4 separate regions of the Homo sapiens genome follow, and all the other regions are linked to region 3. Evidence: chromatin loops called from intact Hi-C (ENCODE). Cell type or tissue: CD4-positive, alpha-beta T cell. All regions are shown on one strand. Links, peaks and the distances in the headings refer to the core of each region. The heading gives the core; the rest is flanking DNA. Region 1 overlaps BOC (BOC cell adhesion associated, oncogene regulated). Region 2 overlaps NEPRO-AS1 (NEPRO antisense RNA 1). Region 3 holds the start of MIR9900 (microRNA 9900). Region 4 overlaps NEPRO-AS1 (NEPRO antisense RNA 1).

The links. Peaks named below come from ENCODE experiments on the same cell type or tissue, not always from the same donor. Only the 100,000 strongest peaks of a DNase experiment are listed, where the experiment ranks them.
Region 1: a loop joins it to region 3, with 4 times the contacts of the local background. A loop is called at or near these places in 9 of 110 quality-filtered maps.
Region 2: a loop joins it to region 3, with 4 times the contacts of the local background. A loop is called at or near these places in 4 of 110 quality-filtered maps.
Region 4: it touches region 3 in a loop (3-fold over the local background); 7 of 110 quality-filtered maps call a loop at or near these places.

The regions. Positions count from the first base shown.
Region 1 is chr3:113,285,320-113,290,711 of GRCh38, reverse strand. It overlaps BOC (BOC cell adhesion associated, oncogene regulated), which reads right to left. Exons shown (of 20, transcript NM_001378074.1): 19 at 5,147-5,340; 20 at 3,253-4,037. The coding sequence ends at 3,850. It overlaps CFAP44 (cilia and flagella associated protein 44), which reads left to right. Exons shown (of 35, transcript NM_001164496.2): 35 at 1-3,782. SPICE1-CFAP44 (SPICE1-CFAP44 readthrough (NMD candidate)) reads left to right here. Exons shown (of 52, transcript NR_183050.1): 52 at 1-3,782. Among named protein-coding and RNA genes, the nearest start is that of BOC, 76 kb to the right of the region's middle. In CD4-positive, alpha-beta T cell, for the core only: CTCF peaks have their summits at 2,242 and 2,445 (motif pointing right); a DNase peak (open chromatin) is centred at 2,451.
Region 2 is chr3:113,049,021-113,054,412 of GRCh38, reverse strand. All of the region lies in intron 1 of NEPRO-AS1 (NEPRO antisense RNA 1), which reads right to left. It overlaps LOLI1 (lncRNA oncogene in liver cancer 1), which reads left to right. Exons shown (of 3, transcript NR_189285.1): 3 at 2,708-3,500. Among named protein-coding and RNA genes, the nearest start is that of RMP64, 32 kb to the right of the region's middle. RefSeq lists an enhancer at 2,710-2,889. In CD4-positive, alpha-beta T cell, for the core only: a CTCF peak has its summit at 3,045 (motif pointing left); a DNase peak (open chromatin) is centred at 2,992.
Region 3 is chr3:112,732,262-112,737,653 of GRCh38, reverse strand. It overlaps LINC02042 (long intergenic non-protein coding RNA 2042), which reads left to right. Exons shown (of 5, transcript NR_110017.1): 5 at 958-1,205. It overlaps MIR9900 (microRNA 9900), which reads right to left and starts at 565; the gene lies at 473-565. In CD4-positive, alpha-beta T cell, for the core only: a CTCF peak has its summit at 2,701 (motif pointing left); DNase peaks (open chromatin) are centred at 543 and 2,743; H3K27ac peaks cover 1,401 bases.
Region 4 is chr3:113,032,753-113,038,144 of GRCh38, reverse strand. All of the region lies in intron 1 of NEPRO-AS1 (NEPRO antisense RNA 1), which reads right to left. Among named protein-coding and RNA genes, the nearest start is that of RMP64, 16 kb to the right of the region's middle. In CD4-positive, alpha-beta T cell, for the core only: CTCF peaks have their summits at 2,383 and 2,584 (motif pointing left); a DNase peak (open chromatin) is centred at 2,574.

The DNA of each region.
Region 1 (5,392 bases), core at 257-5,256, 550 kb before region 3:
TACTAGAGATCATCTTTAACAATCACCTTTGATTATGCATAACATTTTAAACTAATTGAAGAGTATCCTTTTGGTTTGGGGGTAAGTGCTCATTGAAGTTCATGGCTATAACCATTGCAGGATAATCTCACTGACATTTGGAATCCTGTTAGTAACAGAGCATAGCTCTTTAGATTAAGAGCTCTGTATTAACGAGCTACTCATTGAGGCTGTTCCAGGATAAGCTGGTCACTGAGAAGGGCGGGTGAAGAAAGGAACATTGCATAAATGTAGAAGGGAACTCAGCAATGCCAAGTCTTCCTCACCTGTGATTAGCCTGCTAATGTGCCCCCCAAAATTACAGACAGGTCTTGCTTTCTTTGTACATCAGCATATTCTTAGAGGTGGCCACTTGGCCTATTGTCTTCCTAAGATTCCTTCATATTCCTATTTAAGAGGTCAGAATACCTTATTGTTTGCACTTGTCACCATTAATTTCTGATGTAGTCACTTCTCTACTGGAGAGCACCCACTTTTTTTTTTAAATCACTTTCTGTGTTGTATATCCTAAGCCATGTGTGCCTTTCAAGTATTTTTAAAAATATGCTAGTCATAGCCCTGAGTGTCTTATTTATTGCGGTAAAAAATTACCCCCAAACTTAGCTTGAAACAACAAACTTGTGATCTCACCCAGGAGTGAGAGGGTTTCTGAGGTCCAGGAATCTGGGGACAGCTTGGCCGGGTGTTCTGGCTCAGGGTCTTTCGTGGAGTTGCAGTCACACTAGGAGCTGGGGCTGCAGCCATCTGAAGCTTGGCTGGAGCTGGAGGGGCTATTAGCAAATTCACTCCCTTGGCCATTAGGCAGGGCTTCAGTTCCTCGCCATGTGGGCCTCTCCATAGGGCCGCTTGGGATATGACTTCTCCCAGAGCAAGTGATCCAAGAGTGAGGGAGACAGCAAGAGAGAATGATGTATACAAGAGCCACAGTCTTTTACAGCCCAAGCTCAGAAGTGACATAGCGTCACTATTGTCATATGGGTCACAGGCTGACCCTGTGTGATGTGGGAGGGGACTGAACAGGGTGTGAATGCCAGGTGGGGGTCACCGGGGCCTTCGTGGGAGCTGGCAGCCACAAGAAGCAGCTGCCTGGAGAGAGTGGCTGGTCTCTGAGAAAGGTCTTGAGGCGATACCATCCCCTTGGTAATTGTAGAGAATCAGGAGAAGTTACGTTATCTTCCTGGGCCTCATTTTATTATCTGACAAATGAAGGATTGGTAGAATGGGTTCCTTCCCATTCTGAGATTCTGATTCTGATTGCAGCAAGAATGGACCTACAGTCTACAGAAGAGCCACATCAGGACTTGCTGTGCATTTCAACTGAGAGGAAAGCTAATCGGGATAATTATTCCCAAACTGAGCTGGACTAAATCACTAGTTAATTCTACAATATTCAGGGCTTCATTCCGCATGTTTGGGAATTGACGACAGTTAACACTGAATTACTTTATTTTGAATTGGACAAAATATGTTGATAGCTTTAGGTTCATTTCAACTTGATTCCAGGCTTAGTCTTAAATCTGTAGTTAAGTTAGAGCATCTGAGTCTTTGGGAAGTTAAGCTTCAAACACAAGTAGACCAGCAGGGTGTGGCATGGGCAGGGTGGCTGGGAAGCTATCCTGCTCCTGGCACACTTCCCTGCCTTCTGCTGTGCTCCCAGAGGAGCAGCCTCACCTCTGAGGGTAAGGCCAAAAATCAGCCTACACTGAGTTACTTGTGGGTCAATTGTTCATATAACTTGGCTCTTCTGAACTGTCATCCATAGTATCACCGATGATCAATCTCAGCATTGGAAGAAAAAGAAACCACAGAGTCCAGCCCCTCTGTCACAACTTCAGAGTAAAGGAGTTGCTCATGCCTGCCAGCCAGCCTGTCCCACCACAGCGGGCTCCCCAGCTTAGGGAGGTCTGTGAGCCATGTGCTAAATTTCTCTTTAGAGCTAAATCCATTGAGTGCTATGATTCCAGTGCTGTGCAGAAAGCAGATGTTTCACCTATCACTTCAGAAAAGTTCACCAGACTTCATTTTGACAGCTACCTTAGATCATCAAGGAGAAAAAGGAAAAAATGTAAAAACCAGTGGGGCTAGAAGGTGAGTTACAGCTCAGATTGGGGGGCCTCTGGATAGCAAAGCAATGACTGAGAGCGTCAGCCCTACCCACCCCAGAAGTGAGCTCTGGGCCGTGATGCCAGGTTGTCTGAAATCACAGTATCTTATTTTTTCTCTTCTCTTCCCTGCTCTGCTTCTCATTTCCTAACATTTACCTGTTCCTTACAGTCCTTCCTTTTAAATAATATTTTTAAAATACTGCTTTCCTGAAAACCATGCTGCACTTCCACATGAAGTTCTCTCTGACGTTGAGCTTGATGGAAAAAGGATGCAGAAGTCAGGAATAGCAGGTGCTATACTTATTTTGGCCAGCAGAGGATGCACTTGCCCTAAACAGTCAGAGTGACTCTTCCCTAGGACCCTGTTTATCAAATTCTTCATGTTTAAAAGCCAGGGTCTGGCCCCCCACTTAACGAGATTGTCTCAAGTGGCATTTCATCTGTAACTCAATTTTACAGAAATCTAGAAAATACAGGCTCCCCCCACCCTCTCCAGCCCCAAAACACAAAGCGTAGTAAGGCTTTCATTGCAAGCATCAGTCTCCATCTAATTCCACTTCCACATATAAAGATTTTAAAATTTCAATTAAAAAAGAATCTATGGTTGATCCTTTGGTTGGACAACAGTAAGTAAATGTTGATTTTAAACTAGTGAGTCAACTACTCTGGCAATGTTGGTGTATCTTTGGAAAGAAGGGAAGTGAATTTATTATGCACCATATGTCCATGTGTGGCACAGCACTTAGCTAAACAGTATTTTGGAGAAAATATTTGGTCTTCAACACACACCTATATAAAAAAGATTAGTTCTATTTCTTCAATATGACCTAAACTTCATCTCAAGTCCAGTTGGTAAGAGAACTATGAACCTGTTTTTCCTGGTCTGTTGTACAACGGTTCCCTTGTGGACTAAACGGTAATGTGTTCTGCATGAATCCAAGCACAACTGACATTCACTGTTTTAAAAAACAAAAAAGAGAAACATTTACTACCTTTTTCAGATCTCATTTCTGATGGACCTGAAAATATTGTAAGTGGGTATTTTCTTCAAATACTCAGAGACTGAATTCTAACATGTAAAGAAAATGCTGACTCACACATGACTCAGTTTGAAGGTTACAGGGAAGACTAAACATTTATTTAGAAGTTACAGTGTTTGTTTTTACAGAGATATGTTGCCACGGATTATTGATTCTGGAAGGTTTTTTAATGCTCATAGTGCTGTACACATCTTGGTCTGTTCTCATGGGCATCTTAGGAAAATGTTTCCCGTAGCACCGGATCCAGCCATCTGTGTGGGTGTCTCCAGGCTGTGATACCGTGCCCCTTGCTGTTCCCTCATGCTCGTGATGAACCATGTGCCTGGGATCCTTCCTCTTGCCAGCTTATCTGTGGGCCTCCTGCAGCCTCGCCTGCCACTGCAGAGGCCCCAGGTTAGGAGTCTGTCCCGCGCCAGCCTGTGCGGTGCTTTCCTGGGTGACTCCTGTTAGGTGGCAGCTTCTTTATTTTCCCTCTCCAACCTCAACGGGTAGGACTCCTTATGTCTCTCCAGAATTATAAAACATATACATTTATTTACAAGTGCATAAATATATAAATATGGCTATAATAGAAAAATAAATACCAATTTTCTCTGTCTCTTTTTTCTTCTTTTTTTTTTTAAAAAAAAAACAATATATAGTCTTTCTGGGATATCAGCTTCTGCCTAAATTGTGAGAGGTGGTGTTTCAAAAGACACACGCACCAGTGGCCCCGGGGAGAGCTGCATTCCAGGTTCCTGTCCTACGTAGGCCCCTACGGGGTGCTGGGGACACCAGTCTCCTCCACTCACTTGGCAGGAGTCAGGACTGTCCACCTCTTCAACTGGCACAAGGCCCAAGCAGCATGGGGGCCCTGAGGGGAGAAAGAGTAGGAACCATTAAAATCCAGATTGACCGAGGAGCCAACACCCAGTGACACTGGGCCAATCTCTATCTGTGGTGGAGGTGGTTACACTGGCTCTGGAAAGGGGACAGAAACCTACAACCGAGACAAGGGCACTTCTGTTCCCTCCAAGGTCTCTCATCAAAACAGGGAGGGCCACTTGCCACCCATTTCCCACTCATGCTGGGACTGTAGAGACTCCCGCACTGAGCCCACACCACAGGAGCAGATGAAGTCAGTGCAGCCCGTGAAACGCAGAAGGAAGCCCTGCTCTTTCTATGTTTAGGCGGCTAGTCCACCCTTTGCTATGGCTTCTGGTTACAATCATCCCACTCACAATCCAGTCCCCCCAGATTGACACGGTCCAGTTTAAATGATGCTGGGTCGAGCTTTAGGACCCAGCATCTTTTAAATTTAATCTCCTAGAGACAGAGTCCAGGATCTGCCTATGAATGGGCACACACACAGAGAAGCTAAGAAACGTTAGTGGATACTTGGTGCCCTCACCAAGTATCCACTGATTTCTAAGGAGACTAGCATGGAGGAAGACAATGGGATGGGCTTAGCGTGAATGGCCCAAAACTCCTTGGAGAAAAAGTTCCGTGGAAGTACAAAGAGTTATGATGATGATGTTTGTAAGAATTTGGCTCCTTAATGATTGAGGCAACCTTATTCCTTAATTAAGAGACAAGCCTCAACAAAGCAAGGCATTTCAGAGTGATTAGAGAATGCCTCTTAGTGTGATGAGCAGCAAATGGAATTTGTGAATGGCCTTGAAATGCACAGACCAAAAAGGGCTTTTTTCTCTGAAATGGAGAAATAGCCTTTTTCTCAGAGGCTGAGGACCGCAGCTTATCATGTTGCAGTAGAACCCACTTGGACATCCCACAGACCTACTGGGCCTTCAGCAGTGAAGGAAAGTGGCCAGCCACCCTCGATGCCCCATCCCTCCCACATAAATGCTGTGGCTGGCTCCTTACCAAGCCCCACCTTTGAAGACTGTTACTACTGGCTTGTGGATGCCTACCTCATGTCACCCCCAGCCTGTTTAATTTCCCTGCCCTGCTCCTGGAACCAACCTGAGTGAAATGGAGGGTCCCACACTGCTTCCAGGACAGGACTGTCGGGGGCTCTCCTCACCCCTGACTGGCCCACAGCAGCAGGCTGCTCCTGGCGTTGGCAGCAGTCGTGATGGGGCTGCAGCAGCTGGTGAGTGGAGTCGTCGGGCAGTGTGTATAAGAAAGAGCCCTCGTCCGGGCTAGACTTGGGACCCCTGCAGTGCACAAGCCCAGATGGGGAGGTGGGGCTGGGCAGGGTGGGCCTGT
Region 2 (5,392 bases), core at 227-5,226, 320 kb before region 3:
GCCCCCCAATGGTTCTTCATGGGGGTGATTTTGCCCCCCAGGGTACATTTGACAATGCCTACAGACATTTTTAAATTGTCACACTCTTGCACGGGGAGGGTATGTTCTACTGGTATCCAGTGGATAGAGGCCAGAGATGCCACTAAATATCCTACAATGCACAGGATAGTTCCTACAACAAAGAATTCTCCCCTTCAAAATGTCAACAGTGCCAAGGTGCAGAAACCTCTGGCTAGAATGTAGTAGTCCCAGAAAGAAGCAGAAGGAAATAAGATTGGAAAGATAGATTGGTGTTAATTTGTAAAATGCCTTAAATGCCATATAATATACTGAAGGTTTCCAGAAAAGGTAAACATTGTATTTTCATTGATTTAATTAGTCTCATTCAATTAAACAATATTTGTTTATAGTATAATTCAATAAAAAGTGATAATGCTTATAGGTGACAAAAGAGAATTTTCTTTACAAAATTCTATAATTTTAAGCCTTGAGGTCATTTGAACAGAGACTTTCTAATGGAAAAGCATCTATTTGAATCCTTTCCCTGGTTAGTAGCTGGATTCCTCTGCCTCCGGCCACTCCTCCTGCCTCCACTCAAGGTATCATGGTTATTCATTGAAGCTTCTGGCTGAGTTGGCCCATAAAGCACAGGGCTGCTCAGGCGGACCTGGTCTCTTTAAGACTGTGACTAGGAACTCATCACTTGTTTAGAGTCACAGCTAGGTGTGGGTTCTCAGGAAAGACTGGCTGTGGTCCAGGACTAATACAAGATGTTTTGAACAGAAGTCTGGGGATCACTTTTTCTAAGCCTTATTTGTGTTGGAAAAGTTGAGTTCATATTATCATCACTTAATTGAGTCCTTTTTTCCCATACTCTTCCATTAGGAACCCCTGCGTCACCCCCTGAGTGGGGTATTAGACCCACTTTATAATGAAGAGGTTGATAATTGGCAGGAAGTTACTTAGGAAATACAGTGCCATCTAAGCCTATTTTCAACCTTTTGAACAAAGGTATCCGCCCAGAAATAATTTCCCAATGTGAAGGGGAGGAAGAAGATTATAGGGCACACCCTTCCTTCAGATTAAAGAAGGCTGCTTACTAAAGTTTGTACACTAGTGGTTCTCAAATCGTTAAGCTCAGGGAACATTTTCAAAATACTGGGATTTCTGATGGCACACTTAATGGGATTAAATGGAATCCACTGTGATTATCATACTACAATGGCATTCATACATTAAAGTTAAAAGGATACAACCTATGTGCCCAGAGAGAAAGAGAGGTTACAATTGAAAAAGTCAGACCATCCTCCCACCTTTCCACTCAGAAAGTGTATGCCCCATGGTAGGTTTGCCAGGTAAAATACAGGAGGCCAAGTTCATTTTGAATTTCAGATACATAATGAATATTTTTGAATATAAGTTTGTCCCATGCTAAACTCATTTATCGGAAATTCAAATGTAACTGAATACCTTGTATTTTTATTTGCTAAATCCAGCAACCCTCCTGAGAGAGCGTTAGATGGGAGTCTTCCATTCATTCCACCAGTATCTGTGCCCACACACTTCTCCTGGGTGAGCTTCTTGCTCCTTTAGATATGATTGTTGTTAACGATGCATACAACATGGCCCCTAAATCCAAGCCAACTACTTCAGCTAGTGTCAACCTAAAGAAATCACAATCTGTGTTAATGCTGGAGGGACTTACTGAGAGACGGTATGTTTGTCTCTGATATGGTACATTCCCTAAGTGTTTTTGTTATTTGGCAAACATTAATTGAGCATCAGAAATGTTCCGGGCACTTAGGATGGAACAAGAAACTAAACATTGCTGTTCTCATGGTGCCTACATACTTGTGGGAGGAGACTGTTCGATGCTCATTTTTATCCCAGAGTTGACCTGAGTTAGATGTGAGTTCATGTATCAGCTGCAACACACTTTAGGACCTTGTTATTTGAATACCTCTGCTTTCTGCCCTGATTATGTTTTCTCGTATATTCCTGAGGCAAAGTTCTTTCTATGCCAGCATCTCCCACAGTAGACCTTATGAAGATAGACAGCAATAAATACTGGTGTAAAAGATAAAGCTTTTAGGAACATGACTCTCTTAACTGAAAACTTTTTGTGTCTTGGCATGTGTGCATGTGCTTATGTGTGTTTGTGAGTATACAGATAATGCACAAATAATGGGTTTCCTGGAAATGTTGGTTGTACAGAGACTATCTTTCTTGATCATTTTTGTCCCCAAAGCAAGCACTTGAAAGAATTCAGTAACAACTTCTTGAGCAGAAAAGATGGCCTCTGCTCAGAGCTTGGTGCAGCAGCAGACACTGAAATGTGGCTTGGCTCTGTCTCTTGGCATAGTTCTAGGGTGTTATGTTCCACGAGAGGCCTTGGAGGGAGGAGGCACTGGTACCTTTTCAGAATCTCGTCAAATCAGGCACAGACTTGCTGGCAGCCACAGCAAAGGGATCTTACTGATCTTTGCCCAACTCTCAGGAGGTAACTGGCAAGACAGAAGAAAGCAAAACAAGCAACCAAATCCGAGGCCTTATAAATTTGACTTGGAAATTTTGTCTCAAGGCTGTCAAAGAGTAGAAATAATGATTTCATTTTCTCCAAGTCCCATTCTTGGGCATTTCGTATTTAACGCAGATAAAACACATTCGAGTACCTATCAACTTTTTTTCTTTCTTTTTTTTTTTTTAGTCTAGCCGTTCTCAGCATCAGGTGACTCTGCTCCTTGAAAATACATTTAAGTGATGCCATTCCTGTCCAAAACCACCACTGACTCCTTCTTCAGAGGGCAAGCCTTGAAATCATGTGCATTTGCCTGTGAGACGTTTCTCCGATTATCTGAAAATCTTCTGCCAGGGATAAGGCGATTTGTCTCCATTCTGTCTGAGGTTGCGGATCTTGGTTTGCAGAGGAGGGCTGCAACGTAGTAGGTTCCTCCACGTGGCTTCTCACTGAAGCCAGAATGACTCATTTAGAGAGTAATCTTGGTGCGGCCTCTTGCTGCCCTCTGGTGGAGAAAACGGGTATTGAACAAGCCATAACGACTGATCTCTGAGGCAAATGCTGTGAAGTGTCAGCGCAAAGGTCCACGGGGAATAATTACACTTCAAGCTATTATCTAAATGAACGGAGTTCATCTAAATGAATGGAGTTGGAACGGTTGTTCTATGAGAATCTGATTTCTCAGCAAGAGAAGTTTTAATTCCATCCCCTTTTTATTTCTGTTTGCTGCGAACTGGTTTCTCATTTCTCCACACTTGCTCTTCCTTTTCGTGAACAATCATTTTGTGTATTTTGAGATCATTATAAAATTCTTGTACGCTCATTTTAAAACATTTCCAGAAAGTGAAAGTCAGCATGTGACCCAGGAAAATTCTAATTCTTAAAACACTCAAGACTCTAAACTAGGGTTTAGACCTATATATTCAGATCTAATTCCAAACCAAAATTCATTTCAGAAGTTTAAATAAAACGTATTAGTCTTATGCCTTCTGAGTCTTTGATTCAAATGAGAGGCTTCTTTTTTTATTTTTTTATTTTATTATTATTATACTTTAAGTTTTAGGGTACATGTGCACAATGTGCAGGTTAGTTACATATGTATACATGTGCCATGCTGGTGTGCTGCACCCATTAACTCGTCATTTAGCATTAGGTATATCTCCTAATGCTATCCCTCCCTCTTTCCCCCACCCCACAACAGTCCCCAGAGTGTGATGTTCCCCTTCCTGTGTCCATGTGTTCTCATTGTTCAATTCCCACCTATGAGTGAGAACATGTGGTGCTTGGTTTTTTGTCCTTGTTGCGATAGTTTACTGAGAATGATTATTTCCAATTTCATCCATGTCCCTACAAAGGACATGAACTCATCATTTTTTATGGCTGCATAGTATTCCATGGTGTATATGTGCCACATTTTCTTAATCCATTCTATCCTTGTTGGACATTTGGGTTGGTTCCAAGTCTTTGCTATTGTGAATAGTGCCACAATAAACATACATGTGCACGTGTCTTTATAGCAGCATGATTTATAGTCCTTTGGGTATATACCCAGTAATGGGATGGCTGGGTCAAATGGTATTTCTAGTTCTAGATCCCTGAGGAATCGCCACACTGACTTCCACAATGGTTGAACTAGTTTACAGTCCCACCAACAGTGTAAAAGTGTTCCTATTTCTCCACATCCTCTCCAGCACCTGTTGTTTCCTGACTTTTTAATGATTGCCATTCTAACTGGTGTGAGATGGTATCTCATTGTGGTTTTCATTTGCATTTCTTTGATGGCCAGTGATGGTGAGCATTTTTTCATGTGTTTTTTTGGCTGCATAAATGTCTTCTTTTGAGAAGTGTCTGTTCATATCCTTTGCCCACTTTTTGATGGGGTTGTTTGTTTTTTTCTTGTAAATTTGTTTGAGTTCATTGTAGATTCTGGATATTAGCCCTTTGTCAGATGAGTAGGTTGCGAAAATTTTCTCCCATTTTGTAGGTTTCCTGTTCACTCTGATGGTAGTTTCTTTTGCTGTGCAGAAGCTCTTTAGTTTAATTAGACCCCATTCGTCAATTTTGGCTTTTGTTGCCATTGCTTTTGGTGTTTTAGACATGAAGTCCTTGCCCATGCCTATGTCCTGAATGGTAATGCCTGTTTGAAGATGACATGATTGTATATCTAGAAAACCCCATTGTCTCAGCCCAAAATCTCCTTAAGCTGATAAGCAACTTCAGCAAAGTCTCAGGATACAAAATCAATGTGCAAAAATCACAAGCATTCTTATACACCAATAACAGACAAACAGAGAGCCAAATCATGAGTGAACTCCCATTCACAATTGCTTCAAAGAGAATAAAATACCTAGGAATCCAACTTACATGGGATGTGAAGGACCTCTTCAAGGAGAACTACAAACCGCTGCTCAAGGAAATAAAAGAGGATACAAACAAATGGAAGAACATTCCATGCTCATGGGTAGGAAGAATCAATATCGTGAAAATGGCCATACTGCCCAAGGTAATTTATAGATTCAATGCCATCCCCATCAAGCTACCAATGACTTTCTTCACAGAATTGGAAAAAACTACTTTAAAGTTCATATGGAACCAAAAAAGAGCCCACATCGCCAAGTCAATCCTAAGCCAAAAGAACAAAGCTGGAGGCATCACACTACCTGACTTCAAACTATACTACAAGGCTACAGTAACCAAAACAGCATGGTACTGGTACCAAAACAGAGATATAGATCAATGGAACAGAACAGAGCCCTCAGAAATAACGCTGCGTATCTACAACTATCTGATCTTTGACAAACCTGAGAAAAACAAGCAATGGGGAAAGGATTCCCTATTTAATAAATGGTGCTGGGAAAACTGGCTAGCCATATG
Region 3 (5,392 bases), core at 264-5,263:
ATATTCCTTCTAATATTTTGTGCTTTTGCATTGGAAGCTAACTCAGTGCCTGGGTATTAGAACAAACCAGCAGAATTTCTCTGGTAGGAACTTTCTGCCCAGAGACCTCTGTTCTATTGCTTTTCCCTTGCTGTTACTCACAACCGCGTGTAACAATCTCATACCTTAGTTCTCTTCTTTTTTCCTGATATTTAGAATGCCTAGTAGAGCCGCAAATGGCATGTCATATTTTGTCAGGAGATGGCATTGACTAATGTGTGCAGAAAACACCCCTGAGTTAGATACTTTGAGTCATGTACGATGACCAGTTCAGTATTTAACACTTGACAAAGCTCAAAGCTGTTTACATGAAATGTATATTTTTGGCTTCTGGTAGTCTATGCTGCTATTACGGAAGGTTATAGTTAGCAGGTTTAAGAAATATTTTTTTGGGCTTTCTAGAATGAATAATTTGAATGGTACCAGCAGCAATTCTTTGTGAGCTGAAGGCTTGATGCAGTCTCTTAGGACCTGTCCTTTTAGAAGTAAGAGCGGGTTCTTAGAGGCCACATCCTGCCTTTCAGATAGAGATATCAGCTTCTACCAGGAATAGTTCCTTTCATACTACACTTAAGTAGGCAGTGAGAATAATCAGCACGATTGAAACTACCTTTGCAAAATTATGACTGAGACAGCGAAAGAGATCTAACTTAACTGACTCCATCTTGCTTCTAACCTCCATGCTGTCTTTTTCATTCCTGGGCGTAGGACGAACTAACTTTGAGAGAAATTTAGTTTATAGTTTAAAAAAAAAGATGGTAACAGCCCTTTCCCAAAGCAGACCTCCTTCTTGCCTGGGGACTAGACCAATATTAGCCAGAAGGTTAGAAATTACGGTTTAGGAGTCATGCAGCTGGAGGCTATAAGAATCTGACTCCCTAAACTGCTCCTAAGATCAGTGCTTGAGATACTTTGCAGACCCTGCACTTGATGGATCAGCTGGCACCACCCAAATCAATAAACCGGCTCATCTGATCTTGTGGCACCCACCCAAGAACTGACTCAGCACAAGGAGACAGCTTCGACTCCCTGTGATTTCATCCCTGTCAACCAGCACTCCTGGCTCACTGGCTTCCCCCCACCCAACCAAGTTATCCTTAAAAACTCTGCTCCCTGAATGCTCAGGGAGTTTGATTTGAATAATAATAAAACTCCAGTCTCCTGCACAGCCGGCTCTATAAATTACTCTTTCTCTATTGCAATTCCCCTGTCTTGATGAATCGGCTCTGTCTAGGCACCGGGCAAGGTGAACCCCTTGGGTGGTTACACTAGCATTGGTTTTTGTTTGCCACTGCAGCATTAATTATGTGTTTTTTATGGCAATAGAAATTTTTTTTTACTGCCTTTCCTCAATGTTACATGAAGACATATTTCACAAGTAGGCCAAGTACAAAGTAGGAATAGAAGCTAGAATGGAATCATAGACCAGATTCTTACATAGATCACATCAGCCAGGCTGAGGCTCCATCTGTGTGCATGGCACGGCACAGCTGCGTTGGTTGCTTATAGCTAGCATCTGTTCTGATTGGTTGGTGCCTGTGGCTTTTCAGTTGCTCAGAGTTTTGAATACCAACCCTGGGTACACAGTTATCTCTGAAAGCTAAAATGGTGAAATATAACACATAATGAATGCAATGAGCCAGCTCTAGACACAACCAAGAGAATTCCCGTAACTGGGAACCTGAGAAAGTATAAAAGCACTTAATTGAAGGTGTAAATGAGAGAAAGCAGGTTTGAAATGCAACCAAAACAAAGCCCACACATAGACAACTGTATTTATAAGTTGTTTCTAAATGGGAATGGAACGGTGTTTTTCCGGGAATCTAGGGAACAGTCTCTCTACGGCGACTTTTCTCATGTGAGAAAACAGACATTTAGCAGAAAACCAGAAAATGTTCATTGGCTTCGGTGAACTTTTATTCCAAGTTTCAATGAGGGACCCTGTGCAGAGGCTTGGGACACGGAGACCTCCCTCTGCTGCCTTTAAGGAAGGTCATTAAAAAAAAAAAAATTCCGTTTTTTTTTTTTTTTTAAAGACGGAGTCTCGTTCTGTCGCCAGGCTGGAGTGCAGTGGCCTGATCTCGGCTCACTGCAACCTACGCCTCCCAGGTTCAAGAGACTCTCCTGCCCCAGCCTCCTGAGTACCTGGGACCACAGGCGCCCGCCACCACGCACAGCTAATTTTTGTATTTTTAGTAGAGATGGGGTTTGAGCATGCTGGCCAGGATGGCCCCGATCTCTTGACCTCGTGATCCGCCCGCCCCAGCCTCCCAAAGTGCTGGGATTATAGGCGTGAGCCACCGCCCTTCTAACTTTTCTATTGTACCACACTGATGGCAAGGAAGGGCGGTAGGAAAGCCTGCCAAGGAAAGGGAGGACCGGCCTGCATATTCTTAAGCGCTGTGGGACACTGTTCTGTAGACGTTGCCCATCCCATTGCTCTCTCAGGGAGGGATGAGCCACGGCCAGGAGCAGCTCCTGGTCATCTACTGTACCACGTGTGCAGAGGGAAGACACACTCCCAGAGAAGAAAATGCTGGGAAAAAGAGACCACAGCCTTTGTATGGTGGCTCAATGTAAGTACTTCTTGACATGTCCAGTTGTACAGCTCCTCTTTGGGGTTGGAGCGCTTTGCTTTCCAGGGTGTAGATTGGGGTCTGGGGAAGTGGTGAAGTGGAGTGAAACTGGAGGCCTGGAGCTCCCCCTAGAGGCCAAATGTATTTTACCCTGACTCAAGAAAACCTGGAGCTGGAAGCTTGGCTCATCAAACCTAAAGTAAGAGTAAGAATCAGCAGTATTGTCGGCACTACCCCGGGAAGGGAGAGATACTAAACCTAGTGAACAGTGCAGGTCCGGAATCCTTTATGTGAAGTTCTAAAACTCAAAAAACTTTGAAAATGGAAACTCTTTTGAGACCTATTTGGCAACAACGTTTACCTGCAATATGAGGACATAGTCTTTATTATCTTAATGTGAGTATTTTTATCTTTTATGACAGATATATTAATTAATGTGTTTAATCATGAGAGGCTGCCCATATTCCTAGTAGGAACGTTAAAAGGTAGAGTACCCACTAGGGGTGTTTTAATGTACAGTATATGAACTGTTTACTTCTCTCAAATCTTAAAAATTCAGAAATCTGAACTACATCTGGCCCCAATCAGCCAAAGGACTATAGGCCTGGGTATTATAATGCTCACTACTGTGTGGGCCTCAATCACAGCTCAACCTGTGCCATGTGACTTTCAACAAGTGACTCACTGGCTAGAAGGCTCAGCTTCTTCTTTAGTAAGATGGAAATATCACTAGTTTAGATATTAAATGAGTTTATGCACCGTGTTCAGCCCAGGACCTGGCAAATAGTAAACATCTAAGAGTGTTAGTGATTATTATCATACTTTGTTATTATTACTTGATCTGAGAGAGTGCATACCTCACTTTACTCTGATTCACAGTCACCAAAGAGTCATTTGACTACCAGCCACCAGGCCCACTATTACCAGGAAGGTGGAATCTTGAAAGACGAACATGAGCTTTTGGGCCACTGATGATCCATTATAAATCAATAATTTGATATTCTAGATCCTATCTCAATCTCTTGAATATCTAGAAAAATCAAATCAAACAAAAATCAGAGATACTCTTGGTTCTGAGACACACCTATACACCTAAAACCTTACTGGTTGCAAGCAGGCTTAAGTTACAGACAGCCAGACAGCCAAGAGCATTTTGAAGGTGGGAAAACTAAGGCAAAGAAATAGAATGATTTTTTTTGACATGAGCACAATAATTGTATGTGGGTCTTGGCTAATGGTTTGTGATTAGTTTACAATGATCCAAGAATCTAGAATAAGATTTTCTTTTCTTTTCTTGTCTTGTCTTGTCTTTTCTTGACATGCAGCCTCACTCTGTTCCCCAGGCTGGAATGCATTGGCACTATCTCGGCTCACTGCAACCTCTGCCTCTTGGGTTCAAGTGATGCTCCTGCTTCAGCATCCCTGAGTAGCTGGGACTACAGGCATGTGCCACCACTCCCAGCTAAATTTTGTATTTTTAGTAGAGACAGGGTTTTGCCGTGTTGGCCAGGCTGGTCTCAAACTCCTGACCTCAGGTGATCTGCCTGCCTTGGCCTCCCAGAGTGCTGGGATTACAGGTGTGAGCCACTGCACTTGGCCTAGAATAAAATTTTCTAAAATGTTGTACATAAAATACTAGTGCTGCAAGAGGTTCTTTGAATAAAAAATTTCCCCAAATTATTTAAAAATGAAACCCTTCTTTCAGGGAATATTTATTAACACCCACAGAATTTGGGTTAGATAGAGTGTACCTGGGGAAATACTGTTTTAGAGAGTATCAACTTCTGTATATAATTCAGGTAGATAATTCTTGGCTATTGGGTAATTTCAAGGGTGTCAAAATTTAATTTTTAAAAAATAAAATAATCACTCTCATCTGAATGTAAAATGAATACATATCAAATATTTTATTTAATACATTAATTAATGAAGGAATCAGTAAGATGTTAAAACTGATTCAAAGAGAATCTGAAGAATAGACACATATAGGCACTCAGCAATACAGAAACAAATTTACCAATTGATGCAGAACTATTTAATGTTTATAGGACAATAAAATGTAACATTTGAAATGATCTTTCCAGCCAGGCATGGTGGCTCATGCCTGTAATCCCAGCACTTTGGGAGGCTGAAGCGGGTGGATCACTTGAGGTCAGGAGTTTGAGACCAGCCTGGCCAATATGGTGAAACTCTGTCTCTACTAAAAATACAAAAATTAGCCGGACGTGGTGGTGGGCACCTGTAGCCCCAGCTACTCAGGAGGCTGAGGCAGGAGAATCACTGGAGCCCAGGAGGCAGAGGTTGCAGTGAGCTGAGATTGCACCACTGCACTCCAGCCTGGGTGACAAAGCAAGATCTTTCCTACAAGGCATAAATCAATTACATACCAGTTAGACAAAATGCATTTGTATTTCTACAGAGAAGAATTATTTGCATCACCCTCAGTTTCTCCATCTAATAAAATGATAAAACAGTGATGGGAATCAGGACATGCTACCCCAAAATATGGCACCTTTGCATATGGAATATATAAATACATTGGTATGCTTTTCTCTTGTTAATCTATATCTTGTTATAGGTGCCCCAGCAAGTGAGGCTAAGATCCATAGAAAGAGATGTGCCATGTGACTTTGAACAAGTGACTCACTGGTTCTAAGGCTCACCTTCTTCTTTAGTAAGATGGGGATATCACTAGTTTAGATATTAAGTGAGATGCACAGCCCAGGGCCTGGGAAATAGTAAACAGCCTTGTCAAAGCAAGGAGAATGTTTCTATAG
Region 4 (5,392 bases), core at 137-5,136, 300 kb before region 3:
TAATAAACAGGGATTGTGGGGGAGAACTTAGCAAGGCCTGTTTGTTCAGATTCTTCTTTATGTCTTCCTTTATTTCCTCTAGATACAGAGCAGGACACCTGTGTTGTGATGTCTTATGGCCTACTTTCAGGGGAGGTAGGTCAGATAATTCTTTTATGGCTGGCTGTCTTGCAGAACGGTGGGAGAATATGAGAGAATGACCTTGCTTCTGTGGTTTTCTCAATTTCTAGGGTCCCACACTTTGAAGCCCAACAGTATTTATATGTGTTCACATTTTTGTTACTGTAAATGACAGTGATGAACATCCTTGTCCTGAATTTCCTGTCCATCAAGAGACTCTATATTGTTGAACTTGTCTAAATCTGGAAACTAAGTAAGAAGCCATGTCTCTCCAGTTTGGTGCTCAAATCAAGTTCCTGGTTCCTTTTGTATCGATGAAGTAATATTTTCATAGGCTGCGATATATTTAATTCCTACAGACACTGTGATCAATTAGCCTCCACTAAAGTTCCTTGCTAGTCAAAACAATCTGGTTACCATTTTGTTCCTATTGTCCATTATAGTAAATGCATCAACTGTCTCTTGTAATTAATCATTGCTCATTGGTCTTTACCATTCTGGGATCCCATTGAAATCAAGGGGCCAATTTCAATGATGGTATCTTCTATCATCACTCTGACCTACAGAAGACAGCCATTGCAGAACTTTGTAAAGAAACTGATAGCACCTCATTAATGTATTTCTCAAGGCCTTAGTGGAGGGTGTGACCTCTGAGCTCTCTCAGAAGACACAGTCGGGGTGGGGTGGATGTGCAGACCACAGATTATATATCCATTCCAACATTCCAATTTTCCTAAGTCTTTGGATCCCTCCTTTTACATTAATCCAGGGAAATTCTGGCATCTTAACCTCGTTGAATGTAGGTTATAGCTGGATTCAATTTTCAATCATCAAAGAAAACTGTTAGATACACTTCTCGCTGCAAGACTCTCTAGAAACTGATATGATGACTCATATTGATACATTTGGTTTAGTCCAGTGCTTGATATTCCATCCTCTATGGTCTAATAACGTTAAAATCCAACACTACTTCAGTTTCTGTCACTAAAAATTAGCAACATTTTGCAACTATTTTGAAATCTAAACTATTTCTTTCCATATTAGACTTTGTACTTGTCCCCCTGGAGCTAACTGAGATCTGATTTTAGTTATAGCTCTAGAAGTGATGAGAAGTGGTTTGGTGGGTCTTGAGGTTATCATAGGGTCTTCATACAAGTCTCCTCAGACACAGGAAGGCAGACTGCTCCAAGATTCTCAGCTTTTCCTGAGTTCAACTAATTCCGAGGCTCAGAGTCCTTCTTGCTGCCAATCAATGCTCTAACTTTCACAGATGAGATTTGTGAGTCTATGAATTCAGTTTAGGTTGTAATTCTGCAACCCACAGAACTGAATTTTGGGTCAAGGTCAGCTATGAAACTATAAGAAATAACTGATTATTTTAGGGCCAGCATAGACGCTCCCTGATTCTCTGTGACTTGAGCTGTGTTAAATACCTAAGTGTGTCACTTTCTGTAGGCTTTCCAGTGCACTCAGAAGCATCACTGCTACTGTAACAGTCGTGGAGTCAGTGGGCTTCAGAGGGCACTTCCTCACAGTCAGCTTCAGGTGACTAAGTATGATGCTGCAGCACACCAAGGATTTCTAATACCCAATTTCCCCATCACTACTGTGTTTAAAGCTAAGGACATGGCCAAACCAACCACAGAATTTCATTTAGAGGGGCCGTTTCCTGGGACCACTTCTGGTTCCAAATATCATATCAGTCAAAGTCCATTAGTAAAACAAAATAATACCATGTTATATATTTTACCAGAAAGAATTTTCTTTTTCGAGATGGAGTTTCACTCTTGTTGCCCAGGCTGGAGTGCAAGGGTGCAATCTCGGCTCACTGCAACCTCTGCCTCCCAGGTTCAAGGATTCTCCTGCCTCAGCCTCCCAAGTAGCTGGGATTACAAGCATGCGCCAACACGCCTGGCTAATTTTTTTGCATTTTTAGTAGAGAGGGGGTTTCACCATGTGGGTCAGGCTGGTCTCGAACTCCTGGCCTCAAGTGATCCACCCACTTCAGCCTCCCAAAGTGCTGGGATTACAGGTATGAGCCACCGCGCCCGGCCACCAGAAAGAATTTAAGGTAAATATAAGGAATTAGTTAAATGAATGTTTAAGAACTAAGATGAAAAGATGATACAACACTGAAGTAACACAGAGGTAACTGCTGAAAGCAGTTACAATCCCTGGAACTGGAGAAACCAGGCAAAGAAATTTGGGGTTATCAGAATTTAGATTTTTAGAGGAAGGGACTTACGGAATTGGGACCCAGACCTCTGAGGACAGAACACCATCCCGGTGCTGCTAGTACCTCTGAGGGTAGGTCTGGGCGTGTGTCAAAAAGATTCAGGGACTGGAACCAACTGCCATTACCTGGAGTGAAGACAGTGTTGGGCAACACTGCCAGGGACAATGGAGCAGAGAAGAATCTTCTCTCCTGCTCTTGCCTTCAACCTCCCTCTAGTGGCCCATATTGGTATATCTACCAGCTAGCCAAGTAGTTTGCAGAGTCCCAGTTCCAGCATCACAGAGCAAATATAGAAGCATGGGATTAGAGCTGAAAGGCCATAGGTGAATAAGCCAAAAGATATATCTCTGAATATATTGTGCATACACATATCATATCATGTGCATGCACACACACAAACATCTTGGTACACAGCATTCTAGCATTAAAAATAATTTTTTTCGCCGGGCGAGGTGGCTCACGCCTGTAATCCCAGCACTTTGGGAGGCTGAGGTTGGGGGATCACCTGAGGTCAGGAGTTCGCGACCAGACTGGCCAACATCGAGAAACCCTGTCTCTGCTAAAAACACAAAAATTAGCTGGCCACGGTGGGTGCCTATAATCCCAACTACTTGGAAGGCGGAGGCAGGATAATCACTTGTTCCCAGTGGAGGTTGCAGTGAGCCGAGACAGTGTCACTGCACTCCAGCCTGGGCGACAGAGTGAGACTCCACCTCAAAAAAAGTAAAATAAATAAAATAATTAAATAAATAAATAAAAATAATACATAATTTTTTCTCATTACAACAGCAATACTTCTTTTTTTAAAATATAAAAAAATAAGCTCATAGAAGAAAAAAAAATCTATCCTACTGCCAGAAAAATGACCATTGTTATAACCTTCATTTAGATCCTTCTAGACCTCTTCCTCAATGTGTGGCTATGTATTTTTTTCAAGGAATGACATACAGTTTTCTGAACTGCTTAAAAAAATCTTAATGTATCATTAATAATTGCTCACATTAATACATATTTATTTACAGCAGCAAGTTTCAAACTGTTCTAGGAAATGTCTTGGGCAAGTACCTCAGGAAATGGCCCCTCAAAATTGCCTTAATGGGAGGGCCTTGCATTCCCCCATACATACTTAACCACTGCAATCTTGCTTTTATATATTTGTTTTACATAGTAGGTTTCTATATAAGATTTTGTGGGGAATAAAAAATTCCACTGCCAAAATATTAGAAAGTAATCGAATTATTGTGAGGATACAATGTCACTTTCCTTTTTTATGATTACAACAAAGGATAACTTTGCACCTAGATTTTTCGTGCAAAGCCCTAGTGACACCAGACACCATGCTTTTTACTCTTTGTCTATTTGATAGAAGCTAAAAATTATTTTAATTTGTATTTCATGAATTACTAATGAGATGGCCAAGGTTTTACATTTAATGGTCATTTTTGTCTGTGACAGCCTTTTTTTTTTTTTTTTTTTGCAGTCTAGAGATTTGTTTACAGTAGGGCCCTAAAACCTTACTTCTAATGTACATAGCCTGTGCTTTTCCCATGTGCCCTGATTCAAGGAAGCTCGGATTTCAACATCCATTGCTCATCCAGAACACCATCTCCCTGCCCTCCTCCACTCTTGGTAATGATCTCAAATCCTCCTCCATTGAGAACACAGAAGCTGTCCATCACTCCTTCCGAAATAGATCTATATCTATACTATCTTTATTTTTCTTCCTGGCTCAGATAATAAAAGGTTTTGATATTTAAGTCAACTGCTTTACTTCAGCACTTGATTCCATCCCTGCTTGTCTCTTCTGGTTCCTAGGATGGTGTCTGGCAAAAAACTGACGCTCAGAAACTTTGTTGAATGAGTAATGGGTCTTTCTCCATCAATTCTCTCCTATTTTTTTATATCCAGCTTCTTTCACACTTTGAATTCTTCCCTTTAGCCTATATATATGTTTGATCAAGTCATTTTCCATCTGTGATGGTCAGCTTTATGTGTCAACTTGGCTAGGCTGTAGCACCCAGTTATTCAATCAAATATTAGCTTAGGTGTTGCTGTGAAGGTATTCTGTAGAAGTGATTAATGTCTACAGCCAGTTGATTTTATGTAAAGGGGATTATTCTGGGTAATGTGGGTGAGCCTGATCCAATCAGTTGAAAGGCCTAAAGAATAGAACTTAGGTTTTCCTGAAGATGTGAAGAAAGAAGAAATTCCACCTGCGGACTTCCTCTTCAGCTCCTGCCTGAGAGTTTCCAGCCTTATGAATTTCAGACTTTCCTATCTGACCTCTACAATGGTATAAGTCAATTTCTTTCTGTAAATCCCTTTACATATTCTACTGTTTCTCTTTGGCTGGTGTGGGGAAAAGCAAGAGAGATCAGATTGTTACTGTGTCTGTGTAGAAAGAAGTAGACATAGGAGACTCCATTTTGTTATGTACTAAGAAAAATTCTTCTGCCTTGAGATTCTGTGACCTTACCCCCAACCCCGTGCTCTCTGAAACATGTGCTGTGTCAACTCAGAGTTAAATGGATTAAGGGCGGTGCAAGATGTGCTTTGTTAAACAGATGCTTGAAGGCAGCATGCTCCTTAAGAGTCATCACCACTCCCTAATCTCAAGTACCCAGGGACACAAAAACTGCGGAAGGCCGCAGGGACCTCTGCCTAGGAAAGCCAGGTATTGTCCAAGGTTTCTCCCCATGTGATAGTCTGAAATATGGCCTCGTGGGAAGGGAAAGACCTGACCGTCCCCCAGCCCGACACCCGTAAAGGGTCTGTGCTGAGGAGGATTAGTAAAAGAGGAAGGAATGCCTCTTGCAGTTGAGACAAGAGGAAGGCATCTGTCTCCTGCCTGTCCCTGGGCAATGGAATGTCTCGGTATAAAACCCGATTGTATGCTCCATCTACTGAGATAGGGAAAAACCGCCTTACGGCTGGAGGTGGGACCTGCGGGCAGCAATACTGCTTTGTAAAGCATTGAGATGTTTATGTGTATGCATATCTAAAAGCACAGCACTTAATCCTTTACATTGTCTATGA